Regions from separate parts of the Homo sapiens genome. Here regions 2, 3, 4, 5, 6 and 7 are each linked to region 1. Evidence: chromatin contacts called from ENCODE Hi-C or POLR2A ChIA-PET data. All regions are on one chromosome and are shown on one strand. The core of a region is the stretch at or near the end of the contact, and the rest is flanking DNA. Distances in the headings are between cores, read along the strand shown. Region 1 overlaps SDK1 (sidekick cell adhesion molecule 1). Region 2 holds the start of CHST12 (carbohydrate sulfotransferase 12). Region 3 overlaps WIPI2 (WD repeat domain, phosphoinositide interacting 2). Region 4 overlaps AMZ1 (archaelysin family metallopeptidase 1). Region 5 holds the start of GNA12 (G protein subunit alpha 12). Region 6 has its middle 20 kb from the start of GNA12. Region 7 has its middle 49 kb from the start of CARD11-AS1.

Region 1 (3,287 bases), core at 520-3,019:
ACCTGGACCACTCAAGCAGAAAGAATCTGCCTGAATCAACCACTCCGGCTGAGGAGATGGCTGCAAATTCATTAGAAGGAAGCAGATTCCTCTACTTAAGTTTTCATGTGTACAGACCAAGCCTGAAGAAATATTGCCAGCATTTAATGTCTACCTTTTTCAAGCTCATCTTCATTGCACAACTCATACATCCCCCATTTGATCACGTTTCCTCAATCAATAATCATGAAGGCAGTATTATTTATATTCCAACTATACATACAGTAGCTGCCTGCTGTCAGGGCCCTTGTGTGCAGGTCCTGACCTGTATTCATCAGGGAAGCTAAGTCAATATCTACCGTCATGATCTGATTAAAAGCATGGAAGGAAAAAGGAAAAAAACATACATTCGACAACAACATTTGCTTATGATTAATTATAGTTTTCCTCTTCTTAGTTGAGCGTTTTCTTTTTAGAAAACTGTCGAGTCCGTGCAGTTGTGAGAAGTAACACTGTAACACTGAAAGAGCTCATGGACCCTTCACTCGGCTTCCCGCAATGGTAACATCTTGCAAAAAACGATAGCATAACATCATGATCAGGATACTGCTACTGATACAATCAACCTAATTTATCCAGCTCTTGCCAGTGTTTCCTGCGCTCAAGTGTGCGTGAAAAGACGGCACATGCACGTCCCATGCAACATTATTACGTGTGTAGGTCCACGTGTCCATCAGCACAAGGGTGTTGCCTTCCATGACCAGGAGCACCCCAAACCCCCACCCCTCACAACCACTAATCCGTTCTCTGTTTCTGTAGGTTTGTCATTTCAAGAACGTTACAGAAAGGAGGTCATCGAGTGTAACTTTTGCAACTATTTTTTTCACTCTTCATGGTTCCCTTGAGATTCACCCAAGATGACCTGTGCTTTGATGATACAAAATCCATAGATAACAATGGTCGGCACCTACGGGCCCAGGGTGCCTTCCCTGAGGTACTGATTACCGTTGTCGCCTGGTACAGTCCCCCGAGGCTTCCCTCGAGTGCCAGGAAGGGACCTCGCTGGGGTCAGGGAGACGGGCACTCCACACAGTGACCCGAAGCTGGCTTGGCTGAGCAAGTGCATGGCTCTGGGGACCTCCAGGCCCAGACGATGCTGCTCCTCTCCAAGTGGTGACCTCTCTCCACCCTAGCCAGGGACCATCTGTGTTTGGCACACAGCATGCCACCTGGTGAGAAAACTCATCCCACTCCACACTCTCCATAGTACTGTGGCATGGGCAAGGTCTGGGGGGCAGCCTGCCACCGCCTGCAGGGGCCAATGTCCTGGGCAGTTTTAGTAGCTCAGTGCTAGGCATGGGTGGAAAACATCTGGCTGTTCATTGTGGATGCTCTTAGCTTGTTCTGGAAAGCCTTCCAGGTCGCTGTGCCTGGGGAGCAGGTGCAGAGCTGCCCATGCCCTGCGTGGCCTCTGAGCTTCCCTTAGTACTTCCCCACCGTGTGAGGGTACGAGTTCTCTCCCTGCCAACCCTTCCTAGTATTCTAACCCAGCGGCTGCTCAGATGGAGTTTCTCCCCATTTCCAGCTACGGTTTTACACACAGTCTGCTCTAAGGCAAAGAACCGGAGGAAATGCCAAGCCTATGGACCGTGAAAAGCCCGTGAGTTAAACACTGGGGAAAACCCATTGTAAATGAGTCATCCTGTGCATAGACTCTCAACCACTTACTCTTCAGAGGGCAAGAGGGCGAGGGCATGTCTTAGCCTGTCAGTGGCAACTGTGTCTAGAAAGGGTACTCTGCCAACATGGGTCCACCCTGGACTTCTGAAAATTGATCCTGACTGCAGCCAACAAAACAGGGGATGGAAACAAACACTTCTCCCTCTTTTGAAACAATATGAAGACATCAGGGAAAGGTTCTCATGCCCTGTGTGAAGTCAGGGTGTTAGGAAAAGGCCAGCTCAGATTTTCCGCCTTCCACATGGCCCAGAGCCCATGGCAGCTGCCTCCAGGGGCAGCGCAAGCTTCTAGCTCCCCAGTCTCAGGAGAGGAGGTGGGGAGACCTCCCAGACTGCCCCCAAACCAAGGGCCTCTGTCAAATGACCTCACTCTCCAAAATGCCAGTGTGACAAAGTGCAGGCTCAGGCCCAATGGAGGCAACCGCAGTGGAGAAGGACCCCCCAACAACACCATGCATTTTTCCTGCTCTCCCATCCCCAATGCTGCTGGGATTTGGCTTCTGAGTTGCAAAGCTTCTTCTGTGTAGGGATCACTGCAAGATCCAAAGATGTTTCCTGCGCTGCCTCCCTGTTCCTTCCAGGTCGCCCCTCTCAGGGAGCAGCATGTCCCACGCATGCCCTCGGCTGGCCTGCACTGCACGCTAGTCCACCGAGGTGGACAGAACGGCTCCCGGAGGTGTCCACACCCACACCTCTGGAATCTATGAATATGCTGTCTCACTTGGCAAGAGGGACTCTGCAGGTGGGATTAGGTATCCCACCTTAAAATAGGGAGACTCTCTTGGATTCGCTGGGTGGGCCCAATTTAATCATGTGAGCCCCTAAAAGGAGAGGACTTTCTGCAGCTGGAGGCACAGGGGACAGCAGAGAGCTTCCATGTGTGACAAGAACTCAGCCGCAGCTGCTGGCTCTGGAGATGAGCCAGGGATGCAGGGGACTCTGGAACCTGAGGGGACCCCTGGCCAGGAGCCAGCCCCCAAGCCACAAGCACTGAATTCCATGAACAACTTGAAGGGGCTGGCAGCAGATGCCCCACCAGGTAAAGAGTCCATCCCAGTGAAAACTCGCCGTCCGAGTTTCCGAGCCATCGTGCTCAGCAGGAGCAGGGCACATGTGGGAGCAGCTGGCTTCGTGTGTGATGAGGAGACCGTGGAGAAGGCGTGGCTCGGAGGGAAGATGCATCTCACAGGCACTAAGGTGCTGCAGTCAGAGGTAAGGGGCATCCTTGTCTTACCCCAAGGAAAAAAAAAATGGTTTCATAGGTGGTGAGGCACATCCTGATTCCAGAGACACTAAACATGAAAAATGTGTGTCACATAACTGATTATTGGTAAATAGCGAGTGCAATGGGACATATAGGATAATAGAGTTATGCCAACAGCAACTAAAGCCACTATTTCAGAGCCTCTGTGACAGACATTTTTGCATTTAACCTTCACAATATGAGCTGGTACCATCTACATCCATCTCCATTTTATGGATGTGGAAACTGAGGCCAACACTCATTCAAGCCCATGAATGGTGCAGTGTAGAGGGTGTAGAAGGGAGGTGGGACGGAAGCGGAGGGTG
Region 2 (3,287 bases), core at 375-2,874, 1.6 Mb after region 1:
GACCTCAGGTGATCCGCCCGCCTCTGCCTCCCAAAGTGCTGGGATTACAGTCACGAGCCACCTCGCCCGGCCTTCCAGTCTTAGCTTCCAACCCAATCCTCAAACCCCACTTCATCAAGAACACGGCGACCCACCATCTCCCCCAAACATCACTTTCACTTCCACATCTCTGCATGCCCTTTGCCTCCAAACGCCCCAATTCATAGGTCCTCTCCACTGTGGAAAATGTCGGAAAATGTCGCCACATTCTGTTAACGCCTGCACCACAGTCTCAACTCCACACAGTTGTAGCCAGGCTGGCCGTGAGCTCCCAGGGCAAGGCCCACGCTATTACCGGCATCTACCCCAGCTTAGCATCTTGCACTCGATTGGAGGTTTGATAATAAAGCTGGAGTCAGCTGAGTGACAGCAGACAGTTACTGCTGGCCCCAAAGCGTCAGCCCAAAGTCCCATAAACTCCTTTGCAGGGAAATCAAACATCTATGCCATTCCAGGCAGGTGCTCTTTCAGATCTCAAGCGTTGCACCTTCGTGTAGCAATCTCCTCATTACCCCTGTTTTCTCTCCATCCTCACTCAGACACCAGCCCTGACTCCCAACACCAGATGCTCACGGTGAGGGGCTAACCCGGGTCCCCGCGTGGGGGTAAGTGGGGGACCCGCTGAGCTGTCCCCAACCACCCACAGCCGGGAACAGCACCGTAGGGCCTGGTGTCCTGGAAGATGTACTGCGTCCAGCACCGCGCCTGCAACTCACATTCCTATTCACCCCGGGGCTTCCGAGTCCCCACAGCCCCGCTTATGAACTAAATAATTTAATAATGCTGGAAACACTATGGCTTGTTGTGCTGCCTGCCAGACGGAGCCTCTGCCCGAGCCAAGGCTTTGCCGGCGGTGTCTCGGTGGCCGGGAGCCCGCAGAGGAGGTCTAAGTCCCACTGTTCCCGGACTAAATGCACGGTTTCCTCTCCCAGAGGGGCAGGGCTGCGGCTTCTGGAGTGAGAGGTCATTTAAGGGATACCCTGAGCGACCTGCCGGTGCTGCTGGCGTCTGCAGGCTCCAGGGCTGCGGTCGGCGGGGCCGGGGAGCCCCGTTCAGGTGACAGCAGGCACACGGGGGCCCTCGGGAGCTGGGGATCCTGGAACTCCAAGCCCGGGAATTGGTCCTACCCCTGCCGGGCGGCAGAGGCTGATGCCGGGCAGGGGGACTCCTGGGGGCCGGCGGGGCCGCTGCAGCCTCTGCTGTCGCTGAATCAGAACCACAGATTTCTCGTCCAGACCCCGAGGAGCCGCAGAACGCGCTGATCAGGGCCCCAGGGCTGGGTCCCCCTGGCCGAGGACGACGAGCGGGGCTCAGAGAGGGCGCGCGCAGGGCCAAGGTCACACTGCGCGCCGGCGCGGGAACTCGAACCCAGGCCCAAGCCGCGCCCGCCAGGCCAGGTTAAGGAGAGCCGACCCGCGCCCCTCAGCGCGGCCCGGGACCCCCGCCCGGGCCCTGGGAGCCCAGCACTGGCCGAGAGAGAGGGAGACCGCGCCCCGAGCCCGCCGCCCGCCGCGCCCCTCACCTCGCGACCCTCACCTCGCGCCCCTCACCTCGCGCCCGCAGCCGCCGCCGCCGCCCCGCGACTAGCGGACCCCCCAGAGGCAGCCCTCGCCGGCCCCGCCCCCGGCGCAGGAGCCCCTCCTACCGGTCGTCTTCTCGCGAGACGTCGCGGCCGCCGGAGGGGCCACGGAGGCCGAGGGGCGCCCGCCCTCAGCGCGCCTGCGCCCGGCCAGCCCGCCCGCCCCCGCCCTCGCGAGCCAGTGCCATGTGGCGCCGTATTTACGGCCAGAGATCGACTCCGCCCACCGGCCGCCACGAGCCACGCCCCTTTCTCAGCAGCCAATCCGCGGCGTTGACTCCGCCCCGGCGGACCGGGCGCGCGGCGGCTCGGGGACGCGCAGCTGTCTCGCCGTTCGACCCGGGAGCTCCACGTTGCAGCCAAACACGATCCCGTTAACCAACCTTTATGCAGTGCCTGTTGTCTATCCGACCCTTTCTCGAGCATCGGCTCATTGGCAAAGGATCGTGATGCTCACCGGCTGGGGCTTGAGACTCGCTGTGTGACCTTGGGCAAGTGACTTAACCTCTCTGAGGTTGTCGCCAATCCGTAAAATATAATAGGTTAGTGACCCTACCTTTCAGGGAGTATGTGAGACAAACGAGATGACACGGGTAAAGAGCTTAGCAAGATGCCTAATGCATAGTGAGCATGCAGTAATTGTTCTTGGCATCAATGTAGTTTTGTGTGTTTGTTTGTTTATTTTTTTAGAGACAGGATCTCACCGTGTCGTCCAGGATGGGGTGCAGCGGTGCAGTCACAGCTCACTGCAGCCTCGACCTCCTGGGTTCAAGCCATCCTCCCACCTCAGCCTCCCAAGTAGATGGAACTACAGACAGGTGCCACCACACCCGGCTAATTTTTAATTTTTAATAGAAACGGGGGTCTCACTATGTTGCCCAGGGTGGTCTTGAACCCCTAGACTCAAGCAATCCTCCTGCCTCAGCCTCCCAGAGCTCTGGGATTACAGGCGTGAGCCACCGCGCCAGGCCCAGTCATTTTTTTTTTAAATTATGGTAAAATATATAGAACATAAAATTTACCATCTTAACCTTTGTTGTTGTTGTTGTTGTTGTTGTTGTCGTTGTTGTTGTTGTTGAGACAGAGTCTCGCTCTGTCGCCCAGGCTGGAATACAGTGGCCCGATCTCGGCTCACTGCAAGCTCCGCCTCCCGGGTTCACGCCATTCTCCTGCCTCAGCCTCCCGGGTAGCTGGGACTTACAGGCGCCCGCCACCACGCCCGGCTAATTTTTTGTATTTTTAGTAGAGACGGGGTTTCACCGTGTTAGCCAGGATGGTCTCGAACTCCTGACCTCGTGATCCGCCCGCCTCGGCCTCCCAAAGTGCTGGGATTACAGGCGTGAGCCGCCGCGCCCGGCCCATCTTAACCATTTTTAAGCACTCCCTGCAGTGGCATTAAGCACTTTCACATCCCCACCATCCACCCCAAGAACTTTTTCAATCCGTGATATTTTTAGTTGGCCCCCTCCGATGGACTCCCGAGGCAGCCTTCCAACCAAGGTCATCTCTTCACTCTTCCACTCCCTGCAGCCAGTCCCAAAGGAGTTCCGAACCCACCGGGCCCTGGAAATGTGGAAGTGAGGGAGACGGGCAAGGCCCCTGCCCTCCTGTATTCTAGTGGGGGGGAAAAGCAACAAACAACCACCACAAAATATATGTGTATATTATA
Region 3 (3,287 bases), core at 1-2,500, 1.3 Mb before region 1:
TTTGAAGGAAAAGTTCAATCAGCCCACTTGCACCTCTGCCTAATGCAGATGTTGTGTGTGCCGCACACCAGCGGCTGGGAGGAAGCCGGTGTAGGTGAGTCGGACTCCAGCGTCCCCTGCATTTAGTTTGCCGTAAAGCCAACCCAGGAACACTGGGGCATTTCACCGCAGCCGCTCAGCTGAGGGGACAACTCCCCTCCAGCTCTTCGCCCAGCGTGACCATGACAACCATCTGGAAACAGGCGTCCCAGCCTTCCTCGGTTCAAAAACCCCAGCCTGCAAAGGCAGGGTAAATAGTTTTTGCCTTTTCCCTTCTATCCGTAACTTCCACCACTCCATAGATTCTAAAACCATCTCTCCTGCCATTAATGCCACTTAAATGCCCTCGACACTTTGGCTGCTGGGTGCCTTGGTTTGGAATGCAGAGTCTGAGGTACTTGAGGTTGTTTTAATTCTGTAAATATGAAAAGGGAAGGGAAGCGAGGCAAATACTGAAGCTTGCAACCACAATCTCTCATCGGTTTGCTGAGGAAATTTTCTAAGATGAAAATAGAAAGGCACATGACGCCCTGTGAAGGACGTGGCCCAGCCGCCTACTCTCTGTTGCTGTCTCCCGCTACGACCTCTCACACAGGTAGGAAGCCCCTGCGGACAGCGGGGCCAGCGAAAGGACAGCTCAGACGGCCACCACACTTGAGTTCTGTGCTTTCCTGGGCATGGGAGGAGCTACAAACTTTACTTAAAAAAAAAAAAAAATCACACAGTTTTTCAACAGGAAGAGTGAAGTAGAAGAACAGATCATTTAATTATACAAACAAAATCGCTTTCCTTTGCTCCAGCGAGTCCAGGCAACCTTTCAAGTTCATTTGCTGCCTGAAAGAAAGGTTTTTAGTATCAGAAAGAACCTCGCTGTCCTCCAATATCCACAGGGAAAACAAGATCAGAAACAAAAGTCCACCATGGAAGAAATCCCAGAGCGATCCAATTTGGAAAGAATTTAATTAACAAAATAAAACGGAGGGAAAATGGTCCAGGTGGGGCCCTAGGGAGATCGGACTTCTGTCCCAGCTGAAGTCTGCCCAGCACACCTGGTGGGCAGCCCCTGGGCCTGTCACTGCAGAACTGGCCTTGACAAGCAGACCCACTGTGCGCGACGCCACGGTTTCCTTACGCACTCGGCATTATGTACAGATATGAAAAAACCCAACGGCAGGTGGCTGGAAAGTGGCTTCTAGCTCCCCTATGCTGGCTTGGCACGTTCATGCATGCAAAGCGAGGAGGTTTTGCGGGCTTCACCAAACAGTTAATTTTGGCAAAAAGAGAAAACAAACAAACAAAAAGCTAAAATTCATAAGCAGGATTTAAAAGCCACTGAAGTGAAAATGATGTATTTCCTCAGCGTTATGGAGTTAGACTACCACTACAATCTTTTTTTTTTTTTAATAAAGTCTCTGCCATCCTCTCCCCCGACTCAGGTCAAAGTTCATAGCAGCAATGCACAAAGTCCTCTGTGAAGCCAGTGTTCTCTGCTCCCCGGGTCAGAGGTCACAGGTCAAGTTCAGTCAGTCCGAAGAATCATGGGCGGGTGCTCGCTGTCCTCATCCAGGCGCAGGGCGCTGGCCTCGTCCTCCAGGCAGGCGCCACCCACAGCACCCAGGTCGTCTGTGTAGGCTGCAAAGAGACGACGAAGTCACCCTTCAAAGGCTGGGGACACACCACAGACCCCATGACACACACTGAGGACTGTGTTTTGGAAACACTGGTGTATATTTATAAACTGAAGCCTGTACTAAGACGTTCTGAATTCTGATTGCTTTCTAATGAACTCTTTGCAGCCTTAGGCAGCTCGAGATGAAGTCATTTGTTCTCTGACATTCATAAATGTCAAAATGATGCCTGCACAGTAAACAGAGGCTCCCTCATGGACGGGCCACAAACTCTCTCAAGCTGGTTAAGAGCTCAAAAATAACACCAGGAAAAAAAATGACACTAGGAGACTCTCAGGGTGGGCTCATGAACTGGAAGTGCCGGTTCACAGATGGGAGTGGCAGCGAGCAGGCACAGCCCTGCGTGGGTGCAAAACCACAGGCTCTCCCACTGGAGTGCGAGTTGGCTTTTTTAAGAAGGTGGCTCACATAGCCAAGGCTGTGGCTGGAGGATCTCATGCATGGGTCTTAGTGCTGCCGCCGGAGGGGAGCCCATTGGCCTCATTCCCCTACAGCTTCTGCACTTCACAGGCCCAGCATGAAGGCAGTACTCGATGCAGATTTGCTGAAGGACGAAAAAGGTGGGAGGGAAAAGACTGAGGCAAAACCCTTGGCAGTACTTTTCAGGGTGGTATCTTGGCTGAGAGGTGGCCAGTCTGGGCCCAAGTCACGTGACCCCAGAGTCACCTGAGCCAGGATGACATTTTCTTTAAAAACGGAGAAAATGAGCCTGGTACGGTGGCTCATGCCTATAATCCCAGCACTGTGGGAGGCTGAGGCGGGAGAATCACTTGAGCCCAGGAGGAGTTTGAGACCACCCTGGGCAACATAGGGAAACCCCATCTCTCCTTTAAAAAAAAAAAAAAAAAAGGAAACGAAACTGAATTCAGCCTTGAGAGAGGCCTTGGGAACACCCATTTACCAACCTCGCTTATGTTCTCAGAACCAGTCCCCATCTTTCCCAGTGAGGAGCTGGTGGGGTGGCTCCGGAGCCAGCAGAAGGCAGTAGCACTCGGGGCTGTGGGGCTAATTACCTTCCAGGTTTGCGTCACGCCCCTTACCAAGTCTCGTTGGGGATGAAGGCACGTAAGTACCTTTTCCTGCAGCTGCGCCGTATGTCTGAGTGACTAAGGGGCAGTCGTGAGAGGCAGAGTCCAAGATCTCATTGGTCGTTTCCAGACTGCCGTCCAGCCTGGAGGGAAGAAAGCGACACAGCTCAGCGTCTCCACACAGGGCAGCCCTGCGGGCAGTACACACTGGCTGCCCTGCGGCAACAGAGCCAGCACACCACTCACCACACAGGACGCCAGGCATTCATCACGCCGTGGCAACTTTAATCTCGTCTATCTGCACACGTTTTTACATGAAGAGTTTTACATGGAAAGTCTAAAGAGGGAGTTATACCTAACAAGACAATATTTCACTTTTACAATGGAAGAACTAACTAATAACGAGGATTCACTATTTACAAAAAAAGTCAGGCTAGCCCGGGTGCAGTGGCTCACGCCTGTAATCCCAGCACTTTGGGAGGCTGAGGCGGGCGGATCACGAGGTCAGGAGACGGAGACCATCCTGGCTAAC
Region 4 (3,287 bases), core at 245-2,744, 1.2 Mb after region 1:
GGAGATGGTGCTCACGGAACGGAGAGAGCTCTGGGCAGGAGGAGGAGCTACACCCTCCAGCTCAGATCCAGGTGGATCCAGGCTATGCCAGGTCAGCACGTGTAGGGAGGGGCATACACTTTCTAAAAGTTCATGTCAGATGGTTGCACAAGACCCCAGGTGAAGGCATCAAATGAGAGCTCTCAACCCTTTCTGCAGACCAAGCTGCCCCTGTGCCTGTTACACAGCCTCAGGAAGGTACTAAGAGCTGCCCCTTGACGGGGCACAGCTGGCAGCAGCAACCTTTACAAGGCATCACCAGGTGCTGACCAGCCATCACGCCACCTGTACCCTCGGGAGATGCTCCTACCCTCAGCCATGGCTGCGCCTGGGTTCCCCCCAAGTCACAGGCTCTTCTCCTTACACTTGGAAAAGCTGTTTCCTCTGTGCCCCCTTCACCTTCCCTTGACTGCCAGAGTCTTCAGAGAGGATCCCTGCAGAGAGATTCCAGCACTGTGAGCTAGAAATGCCACGGCCTCTAGTTCAGTGTCACCCAGGACCCTGCAAGATACAGCTCCTCACTCTACCCCAGAAGGAAGGAGGGCCCAGCTAGGCCCTGCAGGGGATTCTGACAGGCTCGGTCCGGGAACCACACCCCCACTTGCCTCAACGGGCGGGAGGAGGATGCAGGGGCTTTCCAGCGCGGTTTCATTGACTGCTCTGGTGCCTGTACGCAGTGAGCACCTTATAACTGGTTGTAGTCCAAAGCTGGGTTTGAAGAAAAATTACCACCACCTGCCTTTGCACTCAGAACTCAGAGTAAAGCTTTTGAGCTTGCAAACAAATGTCCATGAATACGGACGAGCCCTTTGCTCGGCAACCCCACCCAGGCGACAGAGGGAGTTAGGAATGGAGGCCACCTCCAACAAGCCTTGTTGTGTCAGCTCCCACCTCCTCGCAAGGGGCCTGTGCCTCCTCTGAGCAGCAGTGACCCAAGTGTGGGTGACGGGAAAGCAAAGAGAAAGTTACCCTGGGAAGACCGTGCCACCCGCCGGCTGGGCTCCAATGCCAGCTCTTCCTGACAGAGGGAGAAAAGCCCTCGTCCCCACTCGACCCCGCTGCAACCTCCCAGTCACAGCCACCACACGCGGGCCCTGGCAGGACTCGATCTACTGCCAGTGAGATCCGGATGGAGCTCAACCCCAGCGCAGGTCCCAGGGCTCTGCACTGCCTGGAACCCGGCAGTTGACAAAGCCTGTGTGCGGTCCCCATGCCCTGCGTAGCCTCCAGGCGGCGCTCGCGGGCCTCCGGAGCGCAGGTCCCAGCAGCCGGGCAGCGCAACTCAGCCACTCACCTGGTACCTCTCGATGAGCCTGAAACCCAGGACATGCTGCAGCTTCCTCAGGCAGATGGGACAGAGGTCCAGGGGCCGCCGCAGGGCCTCGTCCAGGCTGAGCGCACCCTGCATGAGGCAGCGGAGCCAGCGGCAGTTCCCCAGGCCCAGAAGGTGGCAGAGCTCGTGGCACGTGACCTGGGGGGAAGGCCACCAAGCACCTTGCCTCACTGCCTTGCCCCTGCATCCGGCAGATCCCCAGGCAGCCCCAGCAGGACCAAAATGAGGACCTGGGTGAGGCCAGATGGCCGGGAGGTGGTCCAGGCGCCCTCCCCCTGCCCCAGGCGGCACAGGCCACTTTCAGGGCCCCAGGGGAAAGGTGAGTCAGGGTGGGAGGCCACACAGGATAGGGGCTTGGGGCTCTAATCCCTCCCCTGCTGCTTCATAGCTGTGTAGCCTTGCTTTCCTCATTCCATAGAGTTAGGGGTCCATCCACTTCACTGTGAGGATGGGGCAGTGTAACAGACCGAGGCACCAAGGGCTCAGACAGCACCCTCCTGTCCCCTCTTACCAGCCCCAGAGCCCCCACCCACCTTGCAGCACTGAACCATCCCCAGGGCACTGAAGCACAGGGCCCAGCCCCTGTCCTGCAGGGGGGCCTCGGGGCCGTCTGCTGCTGCCTCTACCAGGGCCAGATCAGGGGCGCTGGGCCCCGACTTCGGGAATTCCCCTGAGAACCGGGCGAAGCTGCAGACGCCCACTTCTGGAGAGAGATGGAGAGAAGGGCACTCTCAGGGGTCAGCCTTGGCTCTGGGGGGCCCACCGTCAAACCCACCTCATGCTCTCATGCAAGCTGGCCATGGCCCAAAGACATACCAGTCCTGGGAGGCCCTGTCCTGCCCACATGAAGTTGGGCCCTGGGGCAGACGCCACAGCTGAGGAACAGCCCCTATGCCATTCCTCAGGAGGAGCTGGAAGGGGCCATCTATTCCCATGCACAGGTGTTGACTTCCACCAGGAGGGTGCTTGAAGCAAAAGCAAAGAGGGTGCCCTGCAGCCACGGAGGCCACAGCCCCATGCCAGGCTACCCCCCACGCACAGCTGCTGGGGCCCCGGCTCACCGTGCCCTGGAAGGAACTTGCTGAAGGTGAAGCTCCAGGCCTCATGGGGGTACAGGTCAGACAGTGTGAGGCCCAGCACACACAGCGCGTCCCCTGGCTTGTTGTTCTTCAAGAAGGACAGGATGCCGTCTGCGGGGAGAGGGCCAGAGGATGGGGTCAGGAGGCAGCCGGGGACCCCCATCTTCCAGGCTCAGGCTGGCACCCCGTCATCCTCTTCCTCTGCCTGGGCCCTGCCCCTTCCCAAGTCAGGTGTGGGCCACCAGCGTTTGGTGTGACCTGAGGGCACACAGTACTGCATGATGTGGAGTGACAGCCAGGGCCATTTGGAGATCAGGACATGGTAAGTCAAAGGCCATGGACAGCCCAGTGGGGACGCTGGAGAGGCAGCCGGGCCAACAAGACTGGCGCTTGCAGCCCCAGGAAGGAGAAGCCACCTCAGCAGCTGAGCGACAGCCCCAGAGAGTCCACGTCTCAGCCCTGGGACCTGTGAGTCCCCACAGCCAAAGGGGCTGCAGATGATTAAAGATCTTGGGATGGAGGCGTTTTTCTGCAGCAGCCAGCTGAGCCTGATGCCATCACAAGAACCCTCGGTAAGGCCGGGCACAGTGGCTCACACCTGTGATGCCAGCAACTCGGGAGGCCAAGATGGGCAGATCACCTGAGGTCAGGAGTTCGAGACCAGCCTGGCCAACATGACAAAACCCCATCTCTACTAAAAATACAAAATGAGCCGGGCCTGGTGGTGCGTGCCTGTAATCCCAACTACTCAGGAGTCTGAGACGGGAGAATTGCTTGAACCCAGGAGGTAGAGGTGGCAATGAGCTGACATCACGCCACTGCCCTCTAGCCTGGGC
Region 5 (3,287 bases), core at 459-2,958, 1.1 Mb after region 1:
GTTGTGAGTCACCGTGCCCAGCCTTCTGGGGAGTTTAGATCTGTGACTAAGCAAAAAGAACAAATCTGGAGGCATCACTTTACCTGACTTCAAACTATACTATAAGGCTATCGTCACAAAAACAGCATGGTACTAATATAAAAATAGGCACAGAGACCAATGGAACATAATAGAGAACCCAGAAATGAAGCCAAATACTTACAGCCAACTGATCTTCAACAAAGCAAATGAAAACAAAGTGGGGAAAGGACAGCCTATTCAGCAAATGGTGCTGAGATAATTGGCAAGCCACATGTAGAAGAATAAAACTGGATCCTCGTCTCTCACGTTATACAAAAATCAACTCAGGATAGATCAAAGACTTAAATCTACAACCTGAAACCATAAACATTCTAGAAGATAACATCGGAAACATCCTTCTAGACGTTGGCTTAGGCAAAGACTTTGTGACCAAGAACCCAAAAGCAAATGCAACAAAAACAAAGATAAATAGATGGGACTTAATTAAACTAAAAAGCTTCGGCACTGCAAAAGAAATAATCAGCAGAGTTAACAGACACCGCACAGAGATTGGACTTTGGGGACTCAGGGTAAAAGGTGGGGGGTGGCGAGAGATAAAAGACTACACACTGGGCCAGGCGCGGCGGCTCACGCCTTTAATCTTAAGGGATACCTGAGCTCCTTCTAGGAGGTTCTGATTCAGTAGATCTGGGAGAGTCAAGAATCTGTAATCAGCTGATCTCTATCAAGAGCTGATTTTGGGCTAGCTCACGTGCTAAGTGTTTGGTAAGTTCATGTTCTCAGTTTATATCTTCATGACGATTTGAGCAATGTCAAGCCATAACCAATGTCGTCAATGACACCCCCGTTTTACAGATGAGGAAACGGAAGCTAAGAACATCCAAAAGGGTTTGTTGGGGGGGGTGGGGAAAGCTGCTAAAAAAAGTTATGCAACTAGTACACCTAGTAACTGGTCGACTGGAGATTCCAACTCAGGCCCAGCAACTCCAGACCCCACTCTCTCAATCACTGTGAGACATAAGACTTTTGGGGGAGCTTCTGGTGATTTTAGTGATTAGTCAGCTTTTCGCAAAGCCTCCTAGAAGCCCATGCCACTCTCAAAGGGTGCATGTGTTTGAAATTTATGGCCCATCCCCCTCCAGTGTTTCTGGAAGGAAAATAGTGTAGAAACAAGATCATCGGAGGGAATACGACGAGCAGCTGAACCTCTTATCAGCATTTCCCAGCCTTTGGGCTACTCCGCGAGGTCCTGGTCTCACAGGCGGACCCAATCTGGGAACCAAGGGAGAATCTTTCTGTACACCTGGCACTTCTCGTCACGCCCCGTCCCCCGAACACCCAATCCAAAGCCCGTTGGGCACGTCTGATGTCCACTCAGAGCAATTATAATTGGCCATGGCGGACGATCGCTCCGCCTCCCGGGCGACCCCGCCTCCCTTTCATTCTGAAAGAAAGAACCTCAGCCTGGGCGTCCAATGAGAAGCGCCTTCACCTCAAAGATCCCGCCTCTTTCGGCGTCGACCCCGCCCCGAGGCCGGAAGGGATGCCCGCCTCCCTTGGCGAGATGAGCCAATCGAAGGGCTCTCACGGCCAGATGGACGGCAGCCGGCCCAATCCGCCGGGCCTCACGCGGCGCCGCCCGCCCCTCCGCCGGGCCCGAGTGGCGGCCGGGCGACGAGTGCGGGCCTCGGAGCGACTGCAGCGGCGGCGGCGGACGCGGCCTGAGGCGAGCGGCGGGGCGTGGGGCGGTGCCTCGGCCCGGGCTCGCCCTCGCCGGCGGGAGCGTCCATGGCCCCCGGGCGCCGGCGGGGCGCGGCCGCGGCCTGAGGGGCCATGTCCGGGGTGGTGCGGACCCTCAGCCGCTGCCTGCTGCCGGCCGAGGCCGGCGGGGCCCGCGAGCGCAGGGCGGGCAGCGGCGCGCGCGACGCGGAGCGCGAGGCCCGGAGGCGTAGCCGCGACATCGACGCGCTGCTGGCCCGCGAGCGGCGCGCGGTCCGGCGCCTGGTGAAGATCCTGCTGCTGGGCGCGGGCGAGAGCGGCAAGTCCACGTTCCTCAAGCAGATGCGCATCATCCACGGCCGCGAGTTCGACCAGAAGGCGCTGCTGGAGTTCCGCGACACCATCTTCGACAACATCCTCAAGGTGACGCGCGCCCCCCGCCCAGCACCTGCACCCAGGTGGGCCGGGGCGCTAACCCCCGCCCCGGGCCCCTCCGTGGTCCGCCGCCGCGGGCGGGGACCCCTGGGGCGAGGATGCTGGATCCAGCCCCGCCTGCACCCCACTCCCCCCCGACCCATTCCCCGAGGCCTGCTGGCGTCGTCTCTGCCCCACCCCGTCTCGCCCTTTTTGAGATGGGGTCTCGCTGTGTTTCCCAGGCTTGAGTGCAGTGGCGCCCTCACAGCTCACTGCAGCCTCGACCTCCCAGGCTCAAGCCCTACTCCCTCCTTAGCCTCCCGAAGTAGTGGGATTACAGGCGCGCACCACCAGCCCAGCTAATTTTTAAGTTTTTTTTTGTAGAGATGGGGTCTTGCTGTGTTGCCCAGGCTGGTCTCAGTCTCCTGGCCTCAAGTGATCCTCCTGCCTTGGTCTCCCTCAAGTGCTGGGATTATAGGCATGAGTCATGGCGCCCGGTCTGCCTCTGCCCTCTCTAGGGTGCCTGGGGACCGTGGGAGTGGGAACTCGGGCCAGCTTCTGGGGATGGGGAGTGGGGGCTTGGCACTTAGCCCCCTCCTGGATGTGCCCTAGCAGAATGGTATCTGTCCATTTCCCACTGGAAGATTTGTGGGATAGGAGCCCAACCGGCCGTGCCCTCCGGCTGAGCTTAGAAGAAGAGCAGTGGAGACTGGACGGGAACCAGCCATGAGTCTCTTTTTACTTTTCTGTTTTTTTAGAAAGGCTCTCACTCTCTTGCCCAGGCTGGTCTCAAGCCATCCTCCCACCTGGGCCTCCCAAAGTGCTGAGATTACAGGTGTGAGCCACACTTTCTAATACGAAAACTTCAAATGTATACAAAAGTAGAGAAAATAGTAGATTGACTGTAAAGTACCTACAGCCCAACTAAAGCAGTCATCAATTCTGTGCCAATCCTATTCACCTGTGCCCTCCCCATGGTCTCCAAGCAAATCCAACTTTGTGTAGTTGGATTAGGAAACGTTTTAGGATGTATATGAGTGGCTAAAAGATGAGGCCTCCATGTAAAAACACAACCGCAGTACCATTAGCAAACCTAAACATTAGTAATAGCTCATTATCACCAGATATCCAGT
Region 6 (3,287 bases), core at 494-2,993, 1.1 Mb after region 1:
GCCAGCCTTACCTGGGCAGCCAAGGCCAAAGCTTGGGGGCAGGAGGAGTGGCAGTGACACGGCTGCAGCTGGATGGAATCCGGGGCCTGAACCCCAGCATCCCCTCCCTGACACCCTACAGCTACCCATAGCCGGGGAGGTGGGGAGGTGCCGGCCCTCGGCCCACAATGCTGATCACATCTGTCTGGTTCTGAGGAGGAAATCCAGGACCTAATGAGAACAAATGGCAGCCTGGATAACTCATCTGTGGTCACAGATGAGATTTCCCCACCCGCTGCACCCCTAATTCAGCAGAGGCCATCTATGGGTTTCCTTGTGTGGCATGAGCGACACCTGGTGGTCACAGATGGGAATTTCGAGTCATGTTCTTCAGGCTGCTTGGGACACCCCACCTGGACCCCATCCCACTCTGGGCAAAGGCAAGACCACCACTGAGCTCAGGGTGCACCTGAGACTTGGCCGCAGCAAGGAGATGTAGATACAAGGATCACGTCAGAAGACGTTTCATTCATTCATTCACGTTCCCAAGCATTTAGTGAGCGCATACCAGGTATCAGGAAGAGATGAACAAAATGGTTTTATGAAGTTTGCATCCTAATGAGGAAAGCAGATAACAAGCATGTAAATATCAGATAATTCCTTACTGTTAAGTGCTGTGAGAATTCACAAGGTTCAGAAATTGAGTCAAAAATCTTTCTCAGTACCCTCAATAAGCTTCATCTCAGGCCGGGCGCAGTGGCTCACGCCTGTAATCCCAACACTTCAGGAGGCCGAGGCGGGGTGATAACTTGAGGTCAGGAGTTTGAGACCAGCCTGGCCGACAGTGAAACCCCGTCTCTACCAAAAAATAGAAAAATTAGCCAAGCGTGGTGGCACATGCCTGTAGTCACAACTACTCGGGAGGCTGAGGTGGGAGAATCATTTGAACCTAGGAGGCAGAGGTTGTAGTGAGCTGAGATCTTGCCACTGCACTCCAGCCTGGGCAACAGAGAGAGACTCTATCAAAAAAAAAAAAAGTGTAAGCCTCATCTTAGCTGAATCCCTGGACACTTACCTTGCCACAGGTCCCAGGCCCCAACCTCAGGAACTTTATATGGACTCTTGCGAAAGTGAGGCAGTGGAGTGACTGGGCAACGGATGTGGAATCAGGAAGACCTTGGGTTCCAATCCTGACTCTGCCACCTCCTAATTTTGTGGCCTTGGGCACATTACCTACCTTGTCTCAGCCTGTTTCCTCAACAGAGAAAAATGGGAATTACAACAGGACCTTATTACAGGACCTACCTCCTAGTTACAAAACTTAATGCCATAACTTACGGTCAGAAAAGTGCTTGGAGCATCTCCAGACCCAGAGAACCACTTGCAGTAAATATTAGCTGCTATTGTTATTGATATTACTATTGTGCCGACACTCCAGACCTTCTCCTCCTCCTCCTCTTCCTCCTCTTCCCCTCCCAACCCCAGAAGCCAGGAGAAAGAGGAAGGACCGCAGCCAGTCCCCCCGACCTCTCCCCTCCTTCTCCAGGGCTCTCCGGCCAAGGCTAAGCCAGCCCTTCAGTGGGGGACAAGATGAGTGCGAAATTGCATGTGAGATGGCAGTTTCAGACTCAACCAGACTGGCCTTTCTATTGCCCAGAATTACCCAAGCTGAGGCTAAGGGACAGGAAGCAGAGATTGGAAAGGGCAGGGCTGACGGGAGTGAGTCACTGGTGGGGAGAAAATGAACCACTTCCTGTGTGTTCCCACAGAGGTCAGGGCCCTCAGCAAACAGCGACAGGCTACAGGCTCGTTCTCCGGGCCTGGAGGAGGCTCGGTGCCCAGCGTCTCCGGAGGACTGGCTCTTCCCTCCGCCTGGGGAGTTTGCGGGCCCCAGACACAATCCCCAGGGAGGGGCTCGGCTCTGGACAGCCTTGGCCTCTTTCCCCAGATTTCCCCAGCACTCACACTCTCGGGAGGCTCAGGGTCTGTACTGAGAAGGGCCCTTGCTCGGCGTGGTGCTCTGCTGTGGCTGTTTTGAAATTCGTAATACTTTTTGGACAAGAGGCCCCACATTTTCATTTTGCACAAATTGTGCAGCCGGTCCTGAATCATTGCTGGCTTTCCAAGGTCACAGCCAGCAAATGGAACTAACTCCAGGGCTCCTGGTCATCTGTGCCCCCACAGATACCTTCTGGGGGTCTCTGAGGTCAGGCGCCCTCACCCTCCTCCTTCCCTGGAACACGGGCGACCACTGCCCACTTTGCCGCTGCGGCACCCTGAGCGCCGTGGCCCGTGCAGACCACCAGAGGAAGGATCCCGGGAGCCAGGACAGGGCAAGGAGGTTACTTGTTGGGGCAGAAACATGGCTACTGGTCCCCTAGGGCAGAGAAGACTGCAGGAAGTGGGGAAACCTGCCAGACAGCCACCCTGGGAGAGGAGGAAGACCTGTCATCCAGTAGCAAAAAATGCAAGTTCCGTGGTGGTCTAGCGGTTACAGGGAGGGAAAAAAATGCAAACACTTAGCGAGCACTGCCAAGGCGACCGGCATGTTCTGAGTTCATTCTCTGCATTTACCCCTTTATCTCCACCGGGTCACTTCCGTTTTACAGAATAGAAAACCAAGGGCCGGGTGCGGTGGCGCACACTTATAATCCCAGCACTTTGGGAGGCCGAGGAGGGCGCATTGTGAGGTAAGGAGTTCGAGACCAGCCTGGCCAACATAGTGAAACCCCGTCTCTACTAAAAATACAAAAATTAGCCAGGCGTGATGGCACACAACTGTAATCCCAGCTACTCAGGAGGCTGAGGCAGGGGAATTGCTCAAACCCGGGAGGTGGAGGTTGTGGTGAGCCAAGATCCTGCCACTGCACTCCAGCCTGGGCAACAGAGAGAGACTCCGTCTCGGGAAAAAAAAAAAAAGAAAACAAGGCACAGGGAGGTAAGGAAGTTGTTCAAGAGCCTACAGAGCTAGTGCCTGGCAGAGCTGGGGTCTACGCCAGGATGCACTTTGCACCCTGCCTGTTCTCCATACGTTAACTCGAATCTGTCCAATAACCGTACAGCACTTATTAGTACTGACCGATCATCTGTGATGTCTTAAGGGTAATGGGTAGAATTGTACTTCCTGGGACCTTAGCTGGGAGAGGCATAACTAGTACTGTATTAGTTGGGGGTTCTCCAGAGAAACAAAACCAGTAGGAGATTTTTTTATATGTAATTAATAAATTATGTATACACACACACACACACACACACACACACACTCTCAGCCCCTCATAGCTGCTTGTTCTGCATCTATGGATTCAATC
Region 7 (3,287 bases), core at 589-3,088, 1.1 Mb after region 1:
GGCCAGCTCACGGTGGGGGGCCTCTGGGGAGCTGGGTCTAGCAGTGCTTCACCTAAGAGGTCAAAGGGCTCCCCCTCCCCACGGGCCTGAGTCCCTTTGCCATCGGCAGCTCCCCTCCTGCCCCGGCACCTGGCCTGGCCTCTTGTTATCAGATCTCTGTTGATGAACTAGAGCAGCAACCCCAGGGCTGGGATAGCCACAGCCCTACCCAGGCAGCTGCCTGTGTTCCCATTGATCTCCCATCACATCCCATTACCGTCACTGCCGCACACATGCCTCTGAGTGCCCGCTTTGGGCGAGCGGAGTGGGGCTTGCAGCTCCTTTTGCTTGAGGCCTCTGGGTCTTCTAACCTTGAAGGTGACCTCCAAACTAGGCAAAGAGAACGGTCCCCTCCAGCAGACAAGGGTACCTACCATGCACCTGCCCATTTACACCTGGTGTTTACAAACCCAGCACAGACCTGCTCCCCTGGTGACCATCATTCCTACTTTACAGATGGGGAAACTGAGGCTCAGGGGGGTCTCACATCTGGGAACAGAGCTGAGATCTGAAGACAGAAACCTCCAGCTGGGCACAGTGGCTCACACCTCTCATCCCAGCACTTTGGGAGGCCGAGGTGGGAGGATCACTTGAAGCCAGGTGTTCAAGATCAGCCGGGGAAACATAGTGAGACCTTGTCTTTGCAAAAAAAAGTTTAATTGGCCAGCGTGGTGACACACACTGTAGTCCTTGCTACTCAGGAGGCTGAGGTGGGAGGATCACTTGAGCACGGGAGTTGAAGGCTACAGTAATCCGTGATGGTACAATCCAGCCTGAGCCACAGAGTGAGACCCTGTCTCTAAAAGTAACTATAATAATGAACAGGGGAACTTTCGAGGGCTTCTCACGGCCGCCTCAGGGCTTACTTGGTACAAGCTTCACTGAGGTGTGCATCAGGTCCAAGGACAGAGGTCAAGGTCAGACAAAATTCAGGAAGACTGGAGTTCCCAGGTGCTCAGGAGGCAGTGCTGAAAAATGAGAGGGGTGGGGGCCGGACGCAGTGGCTCACGCCTGTAATCCCAGCACTCTGGGAGGTGGAGGCGGGAAGATACCTGAGGTTGGGAGTTTGAGACCAGCCTGGCCAACATAGTGAAACCCCATCTCTACTAAAAATACAAAAAATTAGCTGGGCGTGGTGGTGTGTGCCTGTAGTCCCAGCTACTCAGGAAGCTAAGGCAGGAGACTTGCTTGAACCCGGGAGGCAGAGGTTGCGGTGAGTCCAGATCTCGCCACTGTACTCCAGCCTGGGTGATGAAGTGAGACTCTCTCTCAAAAAAAAAAAAAAAAAAAAGTTTTTAATTAAAAAAAAAACTAAAATTAAAATTTAAAAAAAAAAAAAGAATGAGAAGGGTGGGCCACCAATACTGGTACATATGTGGGGGCTCAGCTCAGAGCCCTGGCCCCTCCTCCCTGCAGACCCAGATATGGAGAGGTTGGTCCTGACTGAGGGTCCCCAGCATGGCCCACTTCCTGCACTGCCCCTGGGGTCAACAAGGCCCCTGGTGCCAACAAGGTCCTCTGCACAGGAGCACCCCAACCTGGGTCCCTGAACTCCTCGGTATCGTCCTTCCCTGGCAGCCCCAAGGCAAGACAGCCGGGGCCCTTGGCAGGAAGCTGGGGCTCACGCTGTGGGCAGGAGCTGCAGCTGCGCCGGGAAGCAGGTGGGTGAGGCGGGGGCGTGGAGGAGAGAGAGGAGAAAGGATTGGGGGCTTTCTGGTTTGTTTGGCTACTAAAATTAGCTGTTTGTGAACAGGGGGCCAAAGGCTCACACCCTCTCCTCTCAGCACAGTCTGCTTTGAAACCCCAGGTGCTTGGCTAAAAATTGTATTGAAAGTTTCCACGCGGCTTGGGGTGACTGGAAATGAGTCTCTGATACAGGATTGTCTTTCTTCCTTATTACATGTCACATTCAGTTCTGATGTTGTTTTGACCGACGCTGTGTGCCCCTCCTAGCTTGTATGATGGGTGGGATACGAACGCAGGTATGAGGCTGTGAAATTGCATTTGCTTCTGTGTGTGTGCGAGACAGGGAGACAGAGAGACAGAAGAGGAAGAGGAGGAGGGACGGAGGAAGGGATGAAGAAGGAGACACAGAGAGGAAGGACCAAGGAAGGGAGAGAGAAGGAGAAGGAGGCAGGGAAGGAGGGAGGGAGAGACAGAAACAGGAAGAGGGGAAACAGAACAGAGAGAAAAAGAGAAACAGAAAGAAACACACACACACAGGCTTTTAGACCACTAGCTGCTTGGCTGTTACCAGCCAAGGCCCAGGTGGACATTAGGTGTCTTGTTTTTTTCTTTTTCCTTTTTCTTTTTCTTTTTGAGAGAAGTTCTTGCTCTGTTACGCAGGCTGGAGTGCAGTGGTATGATCACAGCTCACTGCAGCCTCGACCTCCTGAGCTCAATCTCCTGCCTCAGCCTCCAGAGTAGCTGGGACCACACACACGCACCACCACACCTAGCTAATTTTCTTTCTTTTTTTTTTTTTTAAGAAATAGGGTCTCATTATGTTGCCCAAGCTGGTCTCAAACTCCTGGGCTCAAGCAATCCTCCACCTCAGCCTACCAAAGTGCTGAGATGACAGGTATGAGCCACCACGCCTGGCCTGGGGTCTTGGTGATGGAGTAGCCGGGCCCCCAGATGTGCCATCCCATGTGATTTCACAGTGAGGAGTCCTAGGGTGTCTGTTGGCTGGGAGATGCCCATATTGTGGGATGACGTGGAGCCCCAGGGTTGGAAATGGCCACATCTGAGCTCTCTGACAGCTTTCTGTAAGCCCAGGGAGGTAACGTCACACTAGAAAGGCTGGGTGACGAGCCACAGGAAGTCACTGTGAGGACCCAGTGAGCCCGTGCAAGGGGACCCCCCCACATGCAAGGGGACCCCCACATAGGCACCTCCAGCCCAGCTGTTAAATGGCCAGCCTAGTAGAGCCAGGTCCTCTTGGCATCTCTGCTTGGATTTCCCCAAATTCAGTGTCCAAATCCAAACAAACCGCCGGGTACGGTGACTCACATCTGTAATCCCAGCACTTTGGGAGGCCAAGACAGGCGGACCACCTGAGGTCAGGAGTTTGAGACTAGCTTGGCCAACGTGGTGAAACCCCATCTCTACTAAAAATACAAAAAAAAAAAAAATCAGCCGGGCATGGTGGCAGGCGCCTGTAATCCCAGCTACTCTGGGAGGCTGAGGCAGAAGAATCACTTGAACCCAGAAGGCAGAGATTGCAGTGAGCCGAGATCGTGCCACTG

The links. Hi-C counts contacts between places; a loop is a spot of excess contacts on that map. ChIA-PET counts read pairs that join two places held with the same protein, here RNA polymerase II (POLR2A). Pooled maps may share reads with other maps.
Region 2: a loop to region 1 is called in a pooled map, with 16 times the contacts of the local background. The contact joins the promoter of CHST12 here to the enhancer-like site in region 1. A Hi-C loop is called at or near these places in 2 of 37 single-sample maps with no recorded cell type and 3 of 50 pooled maps.
Region 3: a loop to region 1 is called in a map with no recorded cell type, with 13 times the contacts of the local background. The contact joins two enhancer-like sites. A Hi-C loop is called at or near these places in 5 of 37 single-sample maps with no recorded cell type and 3 of 50 pooled maps.
Region 4: a pooled map shows a loop between it and region 1 (6-fold over the local background). The contact joins two enhancer-like sites. A Hi-C loop is called at or near these places in 2 of 50 pooled maps.
Region 5: a pooled map shows a loop between it and region 1 (8-fold over the local background). The contact joins the promoter of GNA12 here to the enhancer-like site in region 1. A Hi-C loop is called at or near these places in 2 of 50 pooled maps.
Region 6: a loop to region 1 is called in a pooled map, with 7 times the contacts of the local background. The contact joins two enhancer-like sites. A Hi-C loop is called at or near these places in 8 of 37 single-sample maps with no recorded cell type and 5 of 50 pooled maps.
Region 7: a loop to region 1 is called in a map with no recorded cell type, with 14 times the contacts of the local background. The contact joins two enhancer-like sites. A Hi-C loop is called at or near these places in 7 of 37 single-sample maps with no recorded cell type and 4 of 50 pooled maps. POLR2A ChIA-PET finds 5 or more read pairs at or near these places in 1 of 52 experiments (Panc1).

What each region holds. Positions count from the first base shown.
Region 1 is chr7:3,954,643-3,957,929 of GRCh38, reverse strand. The region is part of intron 7 of SDK1 (sidekick cell adhesion molecule 1); the gene reads right to left. All of the region lies in intron 1 of LOC124901576 (a long non-coding RNA gene), which reads right to left. Among named protein-coding and RNA genes, the nearest start is that of SDK1-AS1, 600 kb to the right of the region's middle. Within about 2 kb of position 1,769, at least 2 of the 41 ENCODE cell types and tissues checked have a DNase peak (open chromatin) inside an H3K27ac peak, as active enhancers do.
Region 2 is chr7:2,401,948-2,405,234 of GRCh38, reverse strand. It overlaps CHST12 (carbohydrate sulfotransferase 12), which reads right to left and starts at 1,624. Exons shown (of 2, transcript NM_018641.5): 1 at 1,562-1,624. RefSeq lists silencers at 1,328-1,497, 1,588-1,957 and an enhancer at 2,048-2,147.
Region 3 is chr7:5,229,219-5,232,505 of GRCh38, reverse strand. WIPI2 (WD repeat domain, phosphoinositide interacting 2) reads right to left here. Exons shown (of 13, transcript NM_015610.4): 12 at 2,768-2,898; 13 at 1-1,671. The coding sequence ends at 1,559. Among named protein-coding and RNA genes, the nearest start is that of WIPI2, 41 kb to the right of the region's middle. RefSeq lists an enhancer at 400-549. Within about 2 kb of position 1,250, at least 10 of the 41 ENCODE cell types and tissues checked have a DNase peak (open chromatin) inside an H3K27ac peak, as active enhancers do.
Region 4 is chr7:2,707,863-2,711,149 of GRCh38, reverse strand. It overlaps AMZ1 (archaelysin family metallopeptidase 1), which reads right to left. Exons shown (of 7, transcript NM_001384743.1): 4 at 2,434-2,562; 5 at 1,906-2,075; 6 at 1,334-1,510. Among named protein-coding and RNA genes, the nearest start is that of AMZ1, 21 kb to the right of the region's middle. RefSeq lists enhancers at 467-516, 527-746, 892-1,587, 1,507-1,606 and a silencer at 1,187-1,346. Within about 2 kb of position 1,494, at least 4 of the 41 ENCODE cell types and tissues checked have a DNase peak (open chromatin) inside an H3K27ac peak, as active enhancers do.
Region 5 is chr7:2,842,729-2,846,015 of GRCh38, reverse strand. It overlaps GNA12 (G protein subunit alpha 12), which reads left to right and starts at 1,708. Exons shown (of 4, transcript NM_007353.3): 1 at 1,708-2,163. The coding sequence starts at 1,855. RefSeq lists enhancers at 1,215-1,344, 1,327-1,621, 1,584-2,401 and silencers at 1,515-1,844, 2,185-2,234.
Region 6 is chr7:2,862,252-2,865,538 of GRCh38, reverse strand. No RefSeq gene overlaps it. Among named protein-coding and RNA genes, the nearest start is that of GNA12, 20 kb to the right of the region's middle. RefSeq lists a silencer at 844-923 and enhancers at 1,701-1,830, 2,479-3,125. Within about 2 kb of position 1,743, at least 39 of the 41 ENCODE cell types and tissues checked have a DNase peak (open chromatin) inside an H3K27ac peak, as active enhancers do.
Region 7 is chr7:2,893,227-2,896,513 of GRCh38, reverse strand. No RefSeq gene overlaps it. Among named protein-coding and RNA genes, the nearest start is that of CARD11-AS1, 49 kb to the left of the region's middle. Within about 2 kb of position 1,838, at least 5 of the 41 ENCODE cell types and tissues checked have a DNase peak (open chromatin) inside an H3K27ac peak, as active enhancers do.